Regions from separate parts of the Homo sapiens genome. Here region 1 is linked to region 2. A link is a loop called in an ENCODE intact Hi-C map of the cell type or tissue named here. Cell type or tissue: tibial artery. All regions are shown on one strand. Each heading gives the region's core, and the rest is flanking DNA. Links, peaks and the distances in the headings are about the cores only.

What was found. Peaks named below come from ENCODE experiments on the same cell type or tissue, not always from the same donor. Only the 100,000 strongest peaks of a DNase experiment are listed, where the experiment ranks them.
Region 1: it touches region 2 in a loop (10-fold over the local background); 2 of 110 quality-filtered maps call a loop at or near these places.

What each region holds. Positions count from the first base shown.
Region 1 is chr2:55,620,535-55,631,246 of GRCh38, reverse strand. PPP4R3B-DT (PPP4R3B divergent transcript) reads right to left here. Exons shown (of 3, transcript NR_186624.1): 2 at 529-605. Among named protein-coding and RNA genes, the nearest start is that of PPP4R3B-DT, 8.0 kb to the right of the region's middle. In tibial artery, for the core only: no CTCF peak of the experiment used is centred there; a DNase peak (open chromatin) is centred at 5,726.
Region 2 is chr2:55,673,090-55,682,744 of GRCh38, reverse strand. It overlaps PNPT1 (polyribonucleotide nucleotidyltransferase 1), which reads left to right. Exons shown (of 28, transcript NM_033109.5): 6 at 1,827-1,890; 7 at 1,986-2,033; 8 at 2,950-3,063. Among named protein-coding and RNA genes, the nearest start is that of PNPT1, 16 kb to the left of the region's middle. In tibial artery, for the core only: no CTCF peak of the experiment used is centred there; no DNase peak of the experiment used is centred there.

The sequences.
Region 1 (10,712 bases), core at 1,497-9,496, 53 kb after region 2:
AACAGCCTTTCAATTTATAACCCAGTTTCACATAGTCTTACTCCTTAATCTTGTGCTTGTTCTTCACCGAAATTAGAAAGCAAAGTAGCAAAGTTTATTAACGAATATGAAACAAGGGATGGCCAATACAATATGATATTTTTTTTTTTTTCTTTTTTTGAGACGGAGTCTCACTGTGTCGCCCAGGCTGTAGCACAGTGGCGTGATCTCAGCTCACTGCAACCTCCACCTCCCTGCAACCTCCACCTCCCTGCAACCTCCACCTCCCGGGTCCAAGCTATTCTCCTGCCTCAGCCTCCCGAGTAGCTGGGACTACAGGCGCCCGCCACTACACCCAGCTAAGTTTTGTATTTTTAGTAGAGACGGGGTTACACCATATTGGCCAGGCTGGTCTCGAACTCATGACATCAAGTGATCCGCCCACCTCAGCCTCCCAAAGTGTTGGGCTTACAGGTGTGAGCCACTGCGCCTGGCCTAAGATGATATTTTCAAAGCATTTAATCAGGCAAGAATATCTTGGTTACTTACAAGGAATGGGTAGACACTGGAATCATGTGACAAGTTTATCAGGCTTTTGCAAAATTCCAGACTCATGAGAGTTGAGACTAGAGTGGTAGACAGTGGAAATGAAAAGAGAGTTGTTTTAGTTAAAGATTCTTGCTAAAGCAAAGAGGGAAAATGATCATGGGACCGTGAGTTTATTTTATGGAAGCCAAGTCACACCCTGTGGAAGACTGGAATGAGGACTAACAAGCCATTAAGAACTAGGGCAGTTCATCTCTGCTTAATTATGGAGTCTCATGGCCTCTCTTTTGTGCTTCTTTCCACACAACTGCTTTTTTAAATGTTTATTTATTTGTTCGTTTTTATTCTCTGCAAACCTGTTTTCTCAGCATAGGGCAAAGGATGGCTGTCCCACAGGACGTTACCTGTCCTTTATAGGTTTGTGTTCTTTTGGAGGAAATGACAAGCTCAGCTTGGGAAAGGTGTTAAACCTGACTGAGATTGCCAGATAAAATAATGATGCCAAATTAAATTGGAATTACAGATAAACAGATGTTCAGTGTAGGTCCCATGTAACACTAAAAGATTATTCCTTGTTTATCTGAAGTTCAAATAATTTAACTGAATGTCCTATATTTTTATTTGCTAAGTCTGGTACCCATAAGCCAGATATAAGCAACTGGTCAGACAATTGTCTATATTTTTATTTGCTAAATCTGGTAACCCTAAACCTGGTATAAGCAACTGGTCAGAAAATTACCAAGAGCTCACTTCTGAGAAGAGAGTGTATTCAGAAAAAGTGGGCTGGGCACATACCAAGATGTTGCAGAGCAAATATAAGGGATAATGGATGGACTTAACCCAGATAAAATGGGGAGTGAGTGGCAAGTGGAGGGAAGAGAGCGGCAGTTATGACTAAGGATTTCAGGCTGAGGATTGTGAGGACAATAGGATCTGTTACATAAATAGAAACTAAAAGGGACAAAATAGGGTTGTTTTTGTTTTTGAGATGGAGTCTCGCTCTGTTGCCAGGCTGGAGTGCAGTGGTGTGATCTCGGCTCACTGCAACCTCCGCCTCCCAGGTTCAAGCGATTCTCCTGCCTCAGCCTCCCGAGTAGCTGGGATTACAGCTGCACGCCACCATTCCCAGCTAATTTTTGTATTTTTAGTAGAGACGGGGTTTCACCATGTTGGCCAGGATGGTCTCAATCTGTTGACCTTGTGATCTGCCCGCCTCAGCCTCCAAAGTGCTGGGATTACAGGCGTCAGCCACCATACCTGGCCAATGGACAAAATAGTTTTAAAGAGTTTAAATAGTTTTAAATAGTTTAAAGATGGCCTGGGTGTGGTGGCTTGTAATCCCAGCACTTTGAGAGGCCAAGGTGGGTGGATCACATGAGCCCAGGAGTTCAGTACCAGCTTGGGCCAAATGGTCACACCTTGTTCTACAGAAAATAAAAAAATTAGCCTGGCATGGTGGTGCGCACCTGTAATCTCAGCTACTTGGGAGGCTGAGGGCTCAGGTAGGAGGATCACTTGGGCCCGGTAATTCAAGGCTGCAGTGAGCTATGATTGTCCCACTGTACTCCAGCCTGGGCAACAGAGCCAGACTGTGTCTCAAAAAAGAGAGAGATGTCTGACTCATTAAATATGAGTATGAAGTCATCAACCAACAGACAGGTAAAATGGTCTAAAAGGCAATTTGGTAATAAGTGACTTTTGTAAAGGTAATATTTAAAGCAACCTCAGTTTTGCCATCTAAAGCATATCTCAGATCATTGCAAGAGGCTTCAATATAACAGAAATTTACAAAATTAATTTTAATGTAATAAAAACTTTAAAACTACCTATTAGGAGCACAGTACTCTGCTATGGAATAGTTTGTTTCCTTCAGGGACTTAAATATAGTCTAATACAGAGTTACTAATTAATGAAAGGCAGGTTGGTGAGCACTATAATGAAAGTTTTTAAAAAGTCATGCTATAAAAAGAGAAGAGGTAAACTAGAAGGAAAAATGAAGGTTTCTAAGAAGTGGAATTTGAACTGGATTTCAATATAGAGAGTTAGTATTTGAGCTGGGCTTTAAAGGACGATTATAAAGGGAAAGGCACTTTGTGGAGAAGGAACAGTTTTATTAATGGATGAAGAAGCCAGTAAATAGACGTCAGATTGTGTGGGAGTTTAGAATATGAGATTTAGTACTCTGACTTTATCCTGCATGGGATGGGAAGCATTGAAAAATACCCAGTGTTTCATGAAAACCAAACTTGAGTTGTTGACTATAAATAGTTTTTTTAATACTATGGTTATAAAATTTAATGCAATTGCCTAGGACTCATAACCTAGAAGAGATGATTAAAAAAAAGCAAACATAAAAATTTATAGATCATTATCATTTATGAGAACAGTTATAAATTGTCATAATATTAAGAGAAAACCATATGGTCACCAGATGCAAAAAATGGTCCTGTTTTTCTTTTTTTTTTTTTTTTTTTTTTGGAGACAGGGTCTTGCTCTGTTGCCCAGGCTGGAGTGCAGTGGCAGGATCATAGTTCACTGTAGCCTCAAACTCCTGGGCTGAAGTGATCCTCCTGCCTCAGCCTGCTGAGGTGCTGGGACTGCCAGCATGCACCAGCATGCCAGCAAATTTTTTGCTGTTGTTGTTCTTTTAGAGACTGGGTCTCACTATGTTGCCCAGGCTAAAAAGAGACTTTTTTTTTTAATAATTCAATATCCATTTCCTAGAGAGTTTAGAATATCAGGAAATGTCCTTAACGTCACAAGTGGTATGTATCAAAAATTAGGAACATGTATACAACACTGGAAACATGGCCATTAAAGTCAGGAACAAAACAAGAATCACCAGTGTTCTGGATGTCCTAATCAATGTGATGAGATTAAAAAGGGATACAGGGAAAGAACAAAAATATTTGCAGATGATCATCTAAAAACCACTATTTATTTTTTAGACAGGGTCTTACTGTCACTCAGGCTGGAGTGCAGTGACATAATCATAGCTTACTGCAACCTTGAACTCCTAGGCTCAAGGGATCCTCCTGCCTCAGCCTCCCAAGTAGCTGGTACTACAGGTATGGACTACCATGCCTGGTTAATTTTTTTTTTTTTTTTAATTTTTAGTAGAGGTGAGGTCTCGCTCTGTTGCCCAGGTGCTGATCTCAAACTCCTGGGCTCAAGCGATCCTCCCACCTTGGCCTTCCAGAGTGCTGGGATTACAGGCATGAACCACCATGTGAAGCCTAAAAAAACACTTTAAATTGGTATAAAACAGGCCAGGTGGCCGGGCATGGTGGCTAAAACCTGTAATCCCAGCACTTTGGGTGGCCGAGGTGGGCGGATCACAAAGTCAGGAGTTTGAGACCAGCCTGGCCAACATGGCGAAAACCCGTCTCTGCTAAAAATATAAAAATTAGCCAAGTGTAGTGGCAGGTGCCTGTAATCCCAGCTACTCGGGAGGCTGAGGCAGGAGAATTGCTTGAACCCGGGAGGTGGAGGTTGGAGTAAGCTGAGATGGTGCTATTGTACTCCAGCCTTGGCAACAAGAGCAAGACTCCATCTCAAAAAACAAAAAAAACAGTCCCGATGTGGTGGCTCACGCCTGTAATCCCAGCACTTTGGGAGGCCAAAATGGGCAGATGACTTGAGTCCAGGAGTTCAAGACCAGCCTGGGTGACATGGGGAAACCCCATCTCTGCAAAAAATGCAAAAATTAGGAGGCTGAGGTGGGAGGATGGCTTAAGCCCAAGAGGTAGAGGTTGCAATGAGCCAAGATTGCACCACTGTACTCCAGTCTAGAAAACAGAATGAGACTATCTCAAAAAATAAATAAAAAGTGGTTACAAAACAATTGGGACTAGTAAGTGAGCAGTAACCACATAAATATGCCAAAATAAATAGCTATCTTCTCCTCAAGTTAAAAGCTGCCATGGTGTGAATTCATTTCCACTTTTTCAAAGCCATCACCTTTTCCAGGCTTTGAAAAGCTAACCTCGGGACTACTTGCTGAGGTTAAATCTGTCCCAAAAAAGTACCCCAAGTCCATGAAGTCTTGCTTATGTTGTCTTAAATTCCAGCCCCCTTAATTGAACACCCTTAAAATCCAATCCTAAGTATACTTCTCTGGCTCCTGATAGTCATGGTAACTTATTTCAATTCCTTCGGTGTGTAATCTTTCCTTTCTTATCAGGGCCAGCAGTTCCTAGGCAGATTATGCTGAGATGTTAACTCCAGTTACCATGGCTTGGCAGCCAGGAGAAAAACTGAGAACAATTATGGAAGAGGTCTTTCTGTAATGAGGGAAGTGCTTGCTCTTACTAGGAAGTATGAGCCAGTTCTGTAAGCTCTTGAGTGTCCAGAGGTATCTACAGAGCCAAAATCCTCAGGGGCACCCATTCCATGTTTCAAAGCTTCAGGCTGGTTTCCCCAACCAGCGCCCTGACTACATACTGGATCTCCCTAGGCTGAGCATTCAAATATCTTTAGAGCTCTGTGACCATCCAATCCCATTTCTGCTCTTCCACTGCAGGAAATAAAAGTTTGTTAAGCTCCAGAGAAGCCCCCGGCTCCCACACTTAGCCTTTAACTGTTTAAGTGCTCTCGGTTTCTCATTATCCATCTGCAAGGCATTACTTGTCTTAGTAACAGTTGGCCAGCTCTGCTTTCTTTGTAGGCATCGTATTCCCCATATCTTTTAAATGCCTAAATTGCACGAGCAAGAGGATTTCCCTTCTCTGGGATGTTTTCCTAGGTCACTGCTGGCTAAATCAGGACTCAGATGGCTGCTTTGTGCCAGGGACCAAGTAAGCCATTGCCCAAAACCCATCTTACTATCTGTTTTCTTGCACCACTTGGTAAACCACCTGTCTGTTCTGGTCCTCAGAGAAGCAGATGCCAAGAAGGGATTAGACATGCAAGATATTTATTGGGGGAAATGTTTGTGAAGGATAAAGTGGGAAGGCTCAGGAATTGGCAGAGAGACTTCAGACTGTGGTGCAGGTCTGACTTCTGTAAAAAGAAGAGAAGGAAATATTGGGTAGAAAGAGCCTCGACTACACTGTAGTTCTAAGATAGTCTCATCCAGGCTGATGAGAAGTTCCCCAAGCCAAAGTTGCCCGTTAGAGGAGTTCTGCACTGGGCAAGAAAGAACAAGTTTAGTACTCCTGCTGTGCTCAGCCACTAGCTGGGGGCGACTCCAGAGATATGTGGCATTGACATGAATGCATGGTAGTTCCAAAGGGGTGGCAGCTGGCTGTCAGTCACTTGTAGTCCCCAGAGTAGGTTCTCTTGAAGATCTGAGTGGAAACTTCTATGGCCACAGTCAAAATGCAATCCAGGGCCAGGTGCAGTGGTTCATACCTATAATCCCAACACTTTAAGAGGCTGAGATGGGAGGATTGCTTGAGCCGGTAAGTTTGAGACCAGTCTGGGCAAGATAGCCAGACCCTGTCTCAAAAGTAACCCCATAATCATTCCAAAACTGTAGCAATTAAAACTCTGTCATACTAGAATTGACCAACTACAGCAATTGAAACAGTAGTGAATTCAGACTCAAACTCAGATATATGTTATGTATGTATATGTATATGCATGTAAATTTAGTAAATAATATGATAAGATAGCATTTTCAATTTGTTTTTTCTATACATGATGTTGAGACAACTGGATGGATATCCATTTGGAGGAAAAGTTTTAAATTAGCATCCTACTTCATATATATTTTAAAAATTCCAACTTGATTAAAGAACTAAACATTTAAAAACCATGAAAATATATTAGAACTCCAGAATACATGGAAAATTAACCATACACAGTATGTCATCTCTTTGACAGCTAAATAAATTTTTAAAAAGTGTAGAGCCCAAAAGGCAAACAAAATACAAAAGAAATTTCAACAAATGGTTGTATGACAAGCCGATGGAAGAGTAGTAGTAGACTTGACAGCAAAAGGCACAATCTAAAAGCCTCCACAGGTGATTAAAGAAAAAAAGAAGAGGTAAGGCCAGGTGCAGTGGCTCATGTCTGTAATCCCAGCACTTTGGCAAAGAATATAAACAGTTCACAGGAAAGGACATACATGTGACCTTTTAAAAATATAAAAAGATGCCGGGCGCAGTCGCTCACGTCTGTAATCCCAGCACTTTGGGAGGCTGAGGCAGGCAGATCACGAGGTCAGGAGATGGAGACCATCCTGGCTAACATGGTGAAAGCCCGTCTCTACTAAAAATACAAAAAATTAACCTGGCATGGTGGTACATGCCTGTAGTCCCAGCTAGTCAGTAGGCTGAGACAGGAGAATCGCTTGAACCTGGGAGGCAGAGGTTACAGTGAGCCAAGATCACACCACTGCACTCCAGCCTGGGCAACAGAGCAAGATTCCATCTCAAAAAAATAAAATAAAATGAAATAAAATAAAATAAAATAAATAAATTAAAAGAGCTAATTCTTTCCACAAAAAAATTAGAAAGGATCAGGGCAGAAAATTTTAGGGAAGGGTGAAAGCCTATATAAAGAACACCTACATTCCTGGGTCTATTCCCCAATCCCATATAACCAAAGGACTGCCACCCCACACACATACACACATACACACACACTCATACCCACACATGCCCCTATAACACCATCACCACATCCCAGGAGCCTGATTTATTTTCTAGAATGGGAGAGACTCTTGACTTGAGAATATTAGTCACAGTAGGTAGTAGGGGACTGTGAAGCAGGGCTAAAGTGAGCATTAAGTGAAAGCCTGAATGCCAAACAGTGGGACCTCTAGCCTCCTTCCTCTGCCTCCTTCTAGAATACCTTTACCCAGGAAAGATATGGGGGAATCCCTGAATAAACTATTACTGCCCCCTCTCTACTCCCTGCAAGAGACAAGACTTCTAAAAACTGATATTTGGTGAGTGGTTGGGGAGGGACTATGATTGAAAGAGAAAGATCACCCTGAAGAAGGCCAGAAGTCTATAGTTTTGCTCTTGAGAATAGAAAGCCAGATAGGGGCCAAACCATGAAGAGCTTTGAATGGCATCATAAAGAACTTTATCCTAAAAGAAATCAGGAACTTGAAAGATGTCAAGGGAATATAATATGGTCAGATTTATTCCATGAATCTTACTCAGTGGTGTGTCAAGAACTGACTGCCTGGAGATAGAAATTAGAGATCTCAGTCTGGGACTTTCAAATATGTAATATAAGTCTGATATGGTAGCTATTAAATTGCCTGCTAAAGGGAATGTCAAATTGAGTAGTAAACTTCTAAGGGAAGTTTCATTCTTTCAATAGTTATTGAGAACCTGCTATGTTTGACACCCTGTGCTAGACTAGAGATACAATGGTGAGAAAAAATGCAGTTCCCTGGACTAATAGAGGTTTTTCATCTGGATGAGAAGACAGTTATTAATCAGAAATCATACAAATAAATATAAAGCTACAAGTATGACAGGTGCTACAATGGAGGGGTGCATGGTGCTATAAGCGTGTAATAGGATATAATGGATTCTGATTGTATTCCTAGCATCGATTTTACCGATACCTCATAGAGTAACATTCATGGGATTTAGGTGGGATTAACGTAACTTCCAGTTCCAAGGATAGGCCTTGATTTGCCCTGGCCAATCAGTGCTTGACATTCTCTAGACCACAAAACTCTAGGTTTAGGGGCGGACATGTGACCTAAATTAATTTAATCACATTGAAACTGTGAAATATGTGAAAGAAACTCTCTTTTGATATGGACAAAGAACTACATAACCTTGGGAGATCCTGGCCACCATTTTATGATACAAAAGGAGTAAGCCTTAGGATGAATCTGACATCAGAAAGAAAATTGAGAGGTAGAAGGAAATCAAGTTCCTGCTGATACTGTTAAGTCACTCAAATCAACCTGAGGTTCACCTTATCTTCAGACTTCTCATTTATGTGAGCCAATAAATTCTCTTATCATTTAAACTAGTTTAAATTGGATTTTTTGGTAATTGTAACATTCCAAGGGGGATTTGTTCGAATGTGGCTTTTGTCAAAGAAAAAAAAAAAACCCAGGGGATTTGAAATAGGCAGTCCAAGAAGGCTCCTCCAAGGAAGTGATAATAGTGGCAACATTTAAAAGATAAAATGGGAGTTATTAGGAGATGATTGGTGAGGAAGAAAGCTCCAGACAAAGAGAATACCTGTGCAAAGACAGCAAGCAGGGGCATGAGTATGAAAAAAGAGTGTGCGGGTACTAAGATGCAGCTGGAGAGGTAGGCAGAAGCAGGATGAAAAGGGCTTTTTAAGTCATTGAAAGGATTCTGGCCACTGAAATATTTTTCATAACATATAGGGGTGGATAGGATACATCGTATAACGCACATGACAGCCCCTCACAACAAATTATCCAGCCCCAGATGTCAGTGGTGCTTAGGTTGAAAAACTTTGCTCTAGGAAATTAACCTACAAAGATATTGGCACACATAAAACAACTTTTGCACAATCATATGTTTGAAATTACGAACCATTGGAAATGACACAAATATACAATAAATGAGTTAAATAAATTAGGGTACATTTGTACAGTTGATGCAGGATTTTTCTTGGCCACTTTGACAGCTGGAGACCTCCGGCCAGCAACACCCCAACTACTCGGCCCACCAGGATGTGTCTGGCTTGTGCTCAGGCACGAATCCTGCAGCCACCATGGCCTCAGCCCCTGGCAGGAGGGGGTGTGTGAGTGAACGAGTACAGGGCAGGAGTGGGCTCTGTGCGGGGCTTGTGGCTGGACCAGGTGTGTCACATTGAGGGAAATGTGGTGGCACCCAAACAGGGGTGCTCATGACCCTGAAGCCCCAGAGGTGTTACAGTATGCTAAGCACTCTTTTAGTTCTGCCGTCTGCAGGCCAACGGACAGTGGCATGTTAACAGCTCTATCAGTCCCATTGCCCCACTCAGGCCCGTGGCTTCAGGACTGGCTCTGCCCCACTGCTGCTTCCCATCGCGTTGTGTGGGACGGTTGCCCTCCACCAGCAGAGGGCAAAGGGCCACAGTGTGTACAGCCTTCTTTGTATCTGCGTTTGGTGGGTCCCGAATTTTTCTTCAGCGTCCAAGAATGAGGTTACGCTGACAATCAAAGGGTGAGGAGGGTGGAGAAGAGTTTTATTTGAACTATGAAACAGCTCTCAGGAGAGAGAGGATGCAAGGGTGGTCCCTCACTCAAAGTCAGGTGGTCTCTCTCTCAGTGCGGCTGAGTCCACAGCTTTTATGGGCTCAGAATGAAGGCGTGCATGCTGATTGGTTTGTGAGTATGCAAAAAAGGCTAAAACAACAGCACCACTCAAAGGTAGGTACAACAGTGTAAAAAAACAATTAGGAAAGGATATGTGTAAAATAGGTGAAGGGTGGGGATCAATCAGAAGAAAGCACGCCAAATGGGAAGAGAGGTTCTCAATCTGGTCTGTGGATTTATCCTGGTCTTGTGGCTAGCCTTTAAACTGTCCTCAGCTTGAAGGGTTTCACCAGGGACCTGCCCCTGTCTGCCTAGGATTTGTCTGCCTTTTGCGGCTATCACAGTGGGATACTATGTAGCCATTAAGTAGAATGAGTTAGCTCTATATACACACTGACCCAAAAAAGGCTGTCCTGGGCACGGTGGCTCACCCCTGTAATCCCAGTATTTTGGGAGGCTGAGGCAGGTGGATCACATGAGGTCAAGAGTTTGAGACCAGCCTCACCAACATGGTGAAACCCCATCTCTACTAAAAATACAAAAATTAGCTGGGCGTGGTGGCGGACACCTATAATCCCAGCTACTCAGGAGGATGAGGCAGGAGAATCGTTAGAATCCGGGAGACGGAGGTTGCAGTGAGCCGAGATGACACCTCTGCACTCCAGCCTGGACTGTGTATGGAAAAAAAGAAAGAAAAAAAAAGTGGGGGACAGGGGTTCAGATATGGTGGCTCACACTTGTAATCCCAGCACTTTGGGAGGTCAAAGCAGGCAGATCCCTTAAGCTCAGGAGTGTGAGACCAGCCTGGGCACCAACATGTAGAGACCCTGTCTCCACAAAAAATAAAAAGGAAGGAAAAGAATAGTATTCCATTACAGTCATGTGTCCCTTAACAATGGGGATGCTTTCTGAAAAATGCATCATCAGGTGATTTTTTGTTGTGTGAACATCATAGAGTGTACCTAAACAAACCTAGATGGTAGCCTACTACAGA
Region 2 (9,655 bases), core at 254-8,253:
GTAGAGAGGGGGTTTCACTATGTAAGCCAGGCTGGTCTTGAACTCCTGCTCTCAAGCGATCCTCCTGCCTCAGCCTCCCAAACTGCTGGTATTACAGACATGAGCCACCACACCCGGTCACTGAAGTTTTTTTCTGAAGTGCATGACATAGGCACATTATTGCAGTATAAAGTTTGTTTAATCTATGCTTATAAAAAGAACTTTTTTAAGTGCATGACATGGGCACGTTATTGCAGTATAAAGTTTGTTTCATCTATGCTTATAAACAGAAATTTTTTTTTTTTGAGACAGAGTCTCCCTCTGTCACCCAGGCTGGAGTGCAATGGCGCAATCTCGGCTCACTGCAATCTCTGCCTCCCAGGTTCAAACCATTCTCCCTGCCTCAGCCTCCTGAGTAGCTGGGATTACAGGTGTCTGCCACCACACCTGGCTAATTTTTTTCTGTTTTTAATAGAGATGGGGTTTTGCCATGTTGGCCAGACTGGTCTTGAACTCGTGACCTCAAGTGATCCGCTGCCTCAGCCTCTCAAAGTGCTGGTATAGGCCTGAGCCACTGCACCTGGCCAACAGAAATTTTTTATTGGTTTGTTTGTTTGTTTTTTGAGATGGAATCTCGCTCTGTCGACCAGGCTGGAGTACAGTGGCGCGATCTCGGCTCACTGCAAGCTCCGCCTCCCAGGTTCACACCATTATCCTGCCTCAGCCACCTGAGTAGCTGGGACTACAGGCACCTGCCAACATGCCTGGCTAATTTTTTGTATTTTTTTAGTAGAGACGGGGTTTCACCGTGTTAGGCAGGATGGTCTTGATCTCCTGACCCCGTGATCTGCCCGCCTCAGCCTCCCAACATGCTGGGATTACAGGCGTGAGCCACCGCGCCCAGCCTTTTTTTTTTTTTTTGAAATGGAGTTTCACTCTTGTTGCCCAGGCTGGAGACCAATGGCGCGATCTCAGCTCACTGAAACCTCTGCCTCCGGGTTCAAGTGATTCTCCTGCCTCAGCCTCCCTAGTAGCTGGGATTATAGGCGTGCACTACCACGCACGGCTAATTTTTGTATTTTTAGTAGAGACAGGGTTTTGCCATGTTGGCCAGGCTGGTCTTGAACTCCCGACCTCAAGTGATCCACCTGCCTCGGCCTCCCAAAATGTTGAGATTACAGGCGTGAGCCACCATGCCTGGCCTAGAAAATATTTTTATATGATAGAAATAGCTAACATTTACTGAATACTTGCAACATGCGAGGACTGTGATAAGTGCTTTACCTACCGTATTTATCTGATTCTCATAGGAACCCTTTGGGAAGAGGCCATTATTTTTCCCGTTTATTTATTTATTTAGAGACAGATTCTCACTCTGGCACCCAGGCTGGAGTGCAATGGCGTGATCTCAGCTCACTGCAACCTCTGCCTCCTGGGTTGAAGAGATTCTTCTGCCTCAGCCTCCTGATTAGTTGGGACTACAGGCACCGGCCACTACACCCGGCTAATTTTTGTCTTTTTAGTAGCGACAGAGTTTCACCATGTTGGTCAGACTAGTCTCAAACTCTTGACCTCAGGTGATCCGCCCTCCTCAGCCTCCCAAAGTGCTGAGATTACAGGCGTGAGCCACCACGCCTGGCCTGTTTTTCCCTTTTAAAGATGAGGAAGCTTTTGAGGTTTAATTTAAGTAATTTATCCAATGTCAAGCATTTCGTTTAATGACAGCCAAAATTAAGAGGTTTGGCTACAAAGCCCCTGCTTTTAGCCATATAGTGCTCTTGTATTTTAGGTCAGGATGTTAACCTAAATGATAACCCTTCCAAATCAAATTTTTTCCCTTTTACCAGGTTCTGTGTAATCTGTTAGCAGTAGATGGTGTAAATGAGCCTGATGTCCTAGCAATTAATGGCGGTAAGTATAAAAGTAGAGATTAAAATTATCAGATTAAAAATTTTTTTAAAGCAATGAAATTTTAATTTCGGCCCTGATTTTTCTCCTTTTTTAAGCTTCCGTAGCCCTCTCATTATCAGATATTCCTTGGAATGGACCTGTTGGTAAGTTAGGATTTAAAAGTAAGAAATCATATGTGTATTTTTTTTTTCAGTAAGTAGTAGTGACCATGTTACAGCAATGGCATATGGCTCTGATTTATTACCTCTTCATGAATTGAACTAGATGACGTTCTAAGTCTCCTTTCAGGTCTTTCAGACATTTTCATCCTTGTCTTGGGTTCTGTTTCTAATAGCATATGTTACGGTATTACAGATTTTATGTCCCTAGATATTTTGACTTCATAATTGTCTCTTTCTGTTAGAGGACTTCTTTTTTTTTTTTTTTTTTAACTGGGAAATTATCAGAGTATATACTCCTTCAGGATGAAATTAATGTAACTTACGGCTGTTATAAGTTCATAATCATGCAATATAAAAATGGCTCAGTGAGTAAATAATTATCAAGTGTCCTAGGCAGAGCAGGCCCTAGCAATACAACAATGAAAGATGCAGTTCTTGATCTCTGCATAAAGGAGACAGATAATTACTTATGATCAGTGTTATTATAAAGACATAGTCAAAGTGCTAAGAATATGATAGAGAAGAGCAGATTTGATTTTGTGTGGTCAGGTTGTCAAGGAGGGCTCCTCAGAGTAGTCATTTGTGTAAGCTGAACCTTAGTAGGATCTAGTGTTAAGCATTTGCGTTAGAGAGAATACTGACTGGCTAGACCAGGGGACAAACATGAGCATAATCCCAGAGGTGTGGAAGAAGTGGTATATTTCAGCAATTCAGAGTGATCCAGTGAGGACAGAAGGTAGGGTGGGGTAGGATGTTCTGTGGGTCTTAAATACCGTGTAGAAACATGGATTTTATTCTGTGGTCACAATCAAAGATGGGGTTGAAGCCATGACTGGAATAATGTCTTGAAAACTGGGTATTTCCATTAAACAGTTGCCAATATTCTAATACATTTTAGGGGCAGTACGAATAGGAATAATTGATGGAGAATATGTTGTTAACCCAACAAGAAAAGAAATGTCTTCTAGTACTTTAAATTTAGTGGTTGCTGGAGCACCTAAAAGTCAGATTGGTAAGTTGTTTTAAATACCACATTTGTTCTGGATTTTACTTACAAGTTCTGGCTTCTTAAACTGAATTTAAACTCTGTGTGTATGTTTTGTCGGTAGCCATAAAAATTTTTGTCATGTTTTATCTCTGTCCTATTTTTGTGCTCTTGCTTCATATCAAATGATTCCTAAAATTACAGGATTTTATTCAATTTTATTTAGAATATACAAAAATATTTACCAAGATCATTTCAGTAATTATTTTTAGACTAAATTTTAATTATTAAAATTATGACTAATTTTTAGTCTAAAAATAATTTCAATAATTATGTTTAGACTAATAAGTTATTAGTCTAAATAACTTATTTTAAAAATAGAAGTTCTAAGTCTGGTAGTAACCATTTTATTAGTTTAAACATTATAATTTAGCTATTTCATTCTAAGTCTGCTTGGTATCCTCTTGAGAAGTGACCCATTTCTACTAGGTGGAAAACTGGTAATAAAATAGAAGAAATGCATTGACCATGGGCCATTTTCACTTACTCCTTGTGACAGAAATGTCATACTTGCATGAACGAAAATCAGGTCCTTGTTCTGTGGAAGGAAAATGGGCTTTAGCAGTCAGAATGACCTGGATTTGAAACCTGTCTCTGCCACTATAATCATGTGATCTTGGACAGATTATTTAAGGGCTTTTATTGTTGGTTTATTCTACTATGTGATGTTTGATGTGTGTGACTTTTTGACATAGGGTCTTCTGATGTGGGAACATTTTGATGAAACAAACTATTCAACTTTTACTGCTTTTTTGTACAAGTAATATGTGAAACATCTCATTTCCAGCTTCTTCTGGTTTGTTAGCCAGTGATGAAGTTAAAATTAGGTTCTATAAGTTAGAAAAATCCCCACATATTAGTTGGGGGTTGTGTTGTCGAACCAAATAAACAAGACTTAAACAAGATGGAAACTTTATTTTTCTCTCAGGTAAAAGAAATTCAGAGGTGGTAAATCTAGGACAGTGATAGTGGTTACATGACATCTTAAGAAATCTAGATTCCTTTTAGCTTTCTCCTCTGCTATCCTCAAGATGTGGCCTCGTCTTCATGCTTATGAACTGGCATGAAGAGCTCTGGCCAACTTATCTGACTTACAGGCAGGAGGAAGAAAAAAGAAGGGAACAGCAAAAAGGTGTGTGGCAGTTGAGTAAGTCAACCTGCGTTTTAAGCACCTTTCCCAGAAATCCCCACACAGTAGTTTCTATTTACACCTCATTGAGCAGAACTGTGGCACATGACTATAGCCTCGACTGCAAGTGAGGCAAGGAAATGATTTTTGTATTCTGCCTGCAGAAGGTGGGATTCGTACTGTGAGTAACTATCAAAATGTAGAGAGGATATTCCAAAGAATGGGGAAGCCATGAATAATAGATGATGTCTACCTCATGTTTGAGCATCTCGGAGCCTTGAGCAAAGTATTGGTTTCCTGTTCATCTGCATTGGAATTTTTGCTGAAAGTTACAGCGTTTGTTTATTCGCTGTTAGTAAACTAGTCTCATTACTTTACAGGGTAGTTATGAAGATAAGAGTCAAGATTTGCAAAGTGCCCAGCATGTTACCTAATAAGCATACAGTTAATACCTGCTATTATCATTAAGACACAGAAATGGCCGGGCATAGTGGCTCACGCCTGTAATCCCAGCACTTTGGGAGGCCGAGGCAGGCAGATCACGAGGTCAGGAGATCGAGACCATCCTGGCTAACACAGTGAAACCCTGTCTCTACTAAAAATACAAAAAAAAATTAGCCGGGCGTGTTGGCGGGCGCCTGTAGTCCCAGCTACTGGGAGGCTGAGGCAGGAGAATGGCGTGAACCCGGGAGGCAGAGCTTGCAGTGAGCCGAGATCACACCACTGCACTCCAGCCTGGGCAACAGAGCGAGACTCTGTCTCAAAAAACAAACAAGCAAACAAACAAAAAAGACACAGAAGTAAACCTGCTGCTAATTGGTCATATAGCCACTATCTACCTTAGAGTTTGAACCCTTCTAATTGTTAAGTAGACATTAGAGGAATGAACTAATAATCTTTTTTTTTTTTTTTTTTTTTTTTTTGAGACATAGTCTCGCTCTGTTGCCCAGGGTGGAGGAGTGCAGCAGTGCGATCTCAGCTCACTGCAACCTCCGCCTCCCAGGTTCAAGTGATTCTCCTGCCTCAGTCTCCCAAGTAGCTGGGATTATAGGCGTGCACCGCCATGCCCAGCTAATTTTTGTATTTTTAGTAGAGATGGGGTTTTGCCATGTTGGCTAGGCTGGTCTCTAATTCCTGGCCTCAAGTGATCTGCCCGCTTCGGCCACCAAAAGTGCTGGGATTATAGGCGTGAGCCACTGCACCCAGCAGAACCAAGGAATCTTTGCTGCACATGTGGCATGCCACAGAAACCCCACAGGCCAACTTCCAGCTGGCTCTTCTCACCTGTTGCTCACAGGAGGGAAGAATGAGACTCTAGAGCGCATAAATTTCAGAGAGTAGTCTTGGGTAGAGGGAGGCTGAGAGTGATTCAGAACCAACCTGTAAGGGGATGGTTTTTAGGAATTACCAGCCTCCATTTTATGACTTTTGCATCACTATTTCCATGCAGCTATTCAGCCAGCTCTCTCTGCTTTCATAAAGATGCATCAAATATGCATTTTAACCCCTTGTTTACCTGTTAAAGTTAACATCGGGTCCAAGTGAAATACCACCATCATGGAACTTCTGTGATACAAAAATACAAAAAAGTAATTGCTACTATTTCATTATTAAAATATTTAGTCATTTAGTCATCCAAATCTTTTTTTTTTTTTTTGGAGACCAGGTCTCTCTCTGTTGCCGAGGCTGGAGTACAGTGGCATGATCTTGGCTCAGTGCAACTTCCGCCTCCCAGGTTCAAGTGATTCTCTTGACTCAGCCTCCTGAGTAGCTGGGATTACAGGCGTGCACCACCACACCTGGCTAATTTTTGTGTTTTTAGTAGAGACAGGGTTTCACCATGTTTGTCAGGCTGGTCTCAAACTCCTGACCTCAGGTGATCCACCTGCCTCAGCCTCCCGAAGTGCCGGGATTGCAGGCATGGGCCACCACTCCCGGGCAGTCATCCAGATCTTTAGAGTATAATCTTACACGGCAAGAATAGTTACTCCATGCTGTCAGCTGCTGGGTTACTTCAACACCAACATTCTGAACCGTACCATTTAGATGTTTGTTTTCAACTGGTATATTTAATATCACTAATATTTCTGTGTGTGAGAAGATATCGGTCAGGAAAAAGTATACCAGTAACATGTTTTTAGAAGATATTTTGGGTCTAGAATTTATAGCTTCAGCTAATCTCAAAACTCCTTCATCTTCAACTGCTAAAATGGTTGACAGTTTATAGCAATCTTCTTTTTTTTTTTTTTTTTTTTTTGGTTGAGATGGAGTCTTACTCTGTCGCCCAGGCTGGAGTGCAGTGGCGCAATCTCGGCTCACTGCAACCTCCATCTCCAGGTTCAAGCGATTCTCTTGACTCGGCCTCCCAAGTAGCTGGGACTACAGGCGTGCACCACCACACCTGGCTAATTTTTTATTTTTAGTAGAGATGGGGTTTCAACATGTTGGCCAGGCTGGTCTCAAACTCCTGAACTCAGGTGATCCACCTGCCTCAGCTTCCCAAAGTGCTGGGATTACAAGCGTGAGCCACCACGCTGGGCCTATAGCAATCATTTTGACAAGCTTTTATGTTTAAATTTTTAGCATCGATAGCAGTGTTGTCCAGTAGAACTCTGCAGTGAAGGGAATGTTTTATATCTGATCATGTGGCTACTTAGCACTTCAGATGTGGCTAGAGTAACTGAGGAACCAAAATTTTAATTTTGTCTAATTTTAAATAATTTAAATGCAAGTAGCCATATGTGGCTAGTAGTTACCATATTGGACAGCACAGCTCTGTAGACTCAACTGTAAGGAGTGTTCTTTCTTTCTTTCTTTCTTTTTTTAAGACAGTCTCACTCTGTTGCCAAGCTGGAATGCAATGGTGTGATTATACATCACTACAGCCTCAAACTGTGGGGTTCAAACGATCCTATGTCCTCAGCCTCCTGAGTAGCTGGGAATCCAGGCACATGTCACCACACCTGGCTAAAGAAATTTTCTTAGAAAGTATTTTTTAAAAGGAATTGCATTAAAGTTTAATGAGTGAAAACAAAGTTTATTTGGGGGGTATCCATTTTTCTTTGTCATATTCTATTTTTTAAATTTTACCATTATTTTTATTAGATATAGCATCTCATTATATTGCCCAGGCTAATCTCCTGGCCTCAAGCAATCCTCCTGTCCTGGCCTCCCATAGCACTGGAATTACAAGCATGAGCCCCATGCCCAGCCATATTTTTTTTTTTTTTGAATCTGGTTCTCAACTCTCCTCAACTCTATTGTCCAGACTAGAGTATGAGTATAGTGGCGTGATCATGGCTCACTGTAGCCTAGCCTGAAACTGCTGGCCTCAAGTGATCATCCTGCCTCAGCCTCTAGAATAGCTAGGATTACAGGCACACCACCGCAGCTGAGTTTTTTATCTTCTAGTTGTTATCTTTTTAGGGACAGGACCTTGCTGTGTTGCTCAGCCTGGTCCCAGACTCCTGGCCTCAAATAATCCTCCCACCTTGGCCTCCCAAAGTACTGGGACAATAGGCATGAGCCATCACACCTGGCCACATATTTTATTTTTAAAAGCAATTTATTGAGATATAATTTATACCCATTAAATGAATTTTTAAAAATCTCCGGATTAATCCTGTCAAAGTGAGAGGATATCTTGGAAATACAGATGAGAAAAAGAATATAGCCATCTCAGTATCATGGTATCAGAAGAAATTTCTTCAGGCCTGGTGCAAAATATGGAAACCTTATTTCCCTTTACCCTCTCCCATTTGGAATGCAATTGTTATCATTTTCTTCTACAGTTAGAACCATATCAGGCAGTGTTACAATTTTTGCTTTTGCTTCAACTGTCAAACATAATTTAGAAAACTCAAGAGGGAAAGAAAAGCTTATTGCTCTGTATTTACTCTTTTTCTCTATTTATTTATTTATTTTTTTGAGATGGAGCCTCATTCTGTCGCCCAGGCTAGAGTGCAGTGGCGTGATCTCAGCTCACTGCAACCTCCACCTCCTGGGTTCAAGTGATTCTCATGCCTCAGCCTCCTGAGTAGCTGGGACTACAGGTGCACGCCACTATGCCTGGCTAATTCTTTCATTTTTTATAGAGACAGGACCTCGCTATGTTGCCCAGGCTGGTCTTGAACTCTGACTTCAGGTGATCTGCCCACTTTAGCCTCCCAAAGTGCTGGGATTACAGGTGTGAGCCACCACGCTCAGCCTCTATATTTATTCTTAGTTTGCATACTGATTTTCTTTCCTTTCTAACAGTCCACGATGTCTTCTCTTATTTTTTCATTTCTGTTTAGAAAACTTCCTTTAGCTATTTCTAATGCAATAGAAAAAATTCTATTATTCAGTCCTTTAGTTGGCTTACTTGAAACAGGATCACTGCAGAGATTTCCCCATCTGTGCAAGAATTAGACAATGTGAGAATTAATTGTTAAACAGGAAATATTTATTAGATTCCTATTGTGTTACATATTTTTACATTTTATTTAAAATATGTATTGCCAGGAGCGGTGGCTCACGCCTGTAATCCCAGCACTTTAGGAGGCTGAGGCGGGTTAATCACCTGAGGTCAGGAGTTCGAGAGCAGCCTGGGCAACATGGCAAAACCCCGTCCCTACTAAAACTACAAAAATTAGCTGGATGTAGTGGCTCACGCCTGTAATCCCCAGCACTTTGGAAGGCCAAGGCAGGCAGATCACCTAAAGTCACTTTGGCAAATAATATAAACAGTTCACAGAAAAGGACATACATATGGCCTTTTAAAAATATAAAAAGATGCCAGGCACAGTGGCTCACGTCTAATCCCAGCACTTTGGGAGGCTGAGGCAGGCAGATCACAAGGTCAGGAGATTGAGACCATCCTGGCTAACACAGTGAAACCCCATGTCTACTAAAAATACAAAAAATTAGCTGGGCATGGTGGCGGGCGCCTGTAGTCCCAGCTACTCGGGAGGCTGAGGCAGGACAATGGTGTGAACCTGGGAGGCAGAGCTGGCAGTGAGCCGAGATTGCGCCACTGCACTCCAGCGTGGTCAACAGAGTGAGACTCTGTCTCAAAAAAAAAAAAAAAGTATTAAAAACAAATGCACTTGTATACTTTAAAAGATTTAATTTTTATTTTATGTGACTTATAGCTCAATAAAACTTATTTTTAAAATATGTGCATGATTTCTTTTTTTTTTCTGTTTCATTTTTTATGGGAAATCCCTCCTTAAACTTAAGGAGAATGTAAACCTAAATACAGATATCAAGGTGTCTTTATTCATTTACCGCTGCTTACATTTTGGAAGTATGTTGATTCTGAGGAAAGAAATCAAGGTGGATCTATCACTAAGAAGTAAAATTGATCCATAATATTTATGTCATGTCATGGTATTTGAAAATGTTATATTACTAAGAGCTTCGATGGCAGTCATTTTTTTTTTCTTTTTC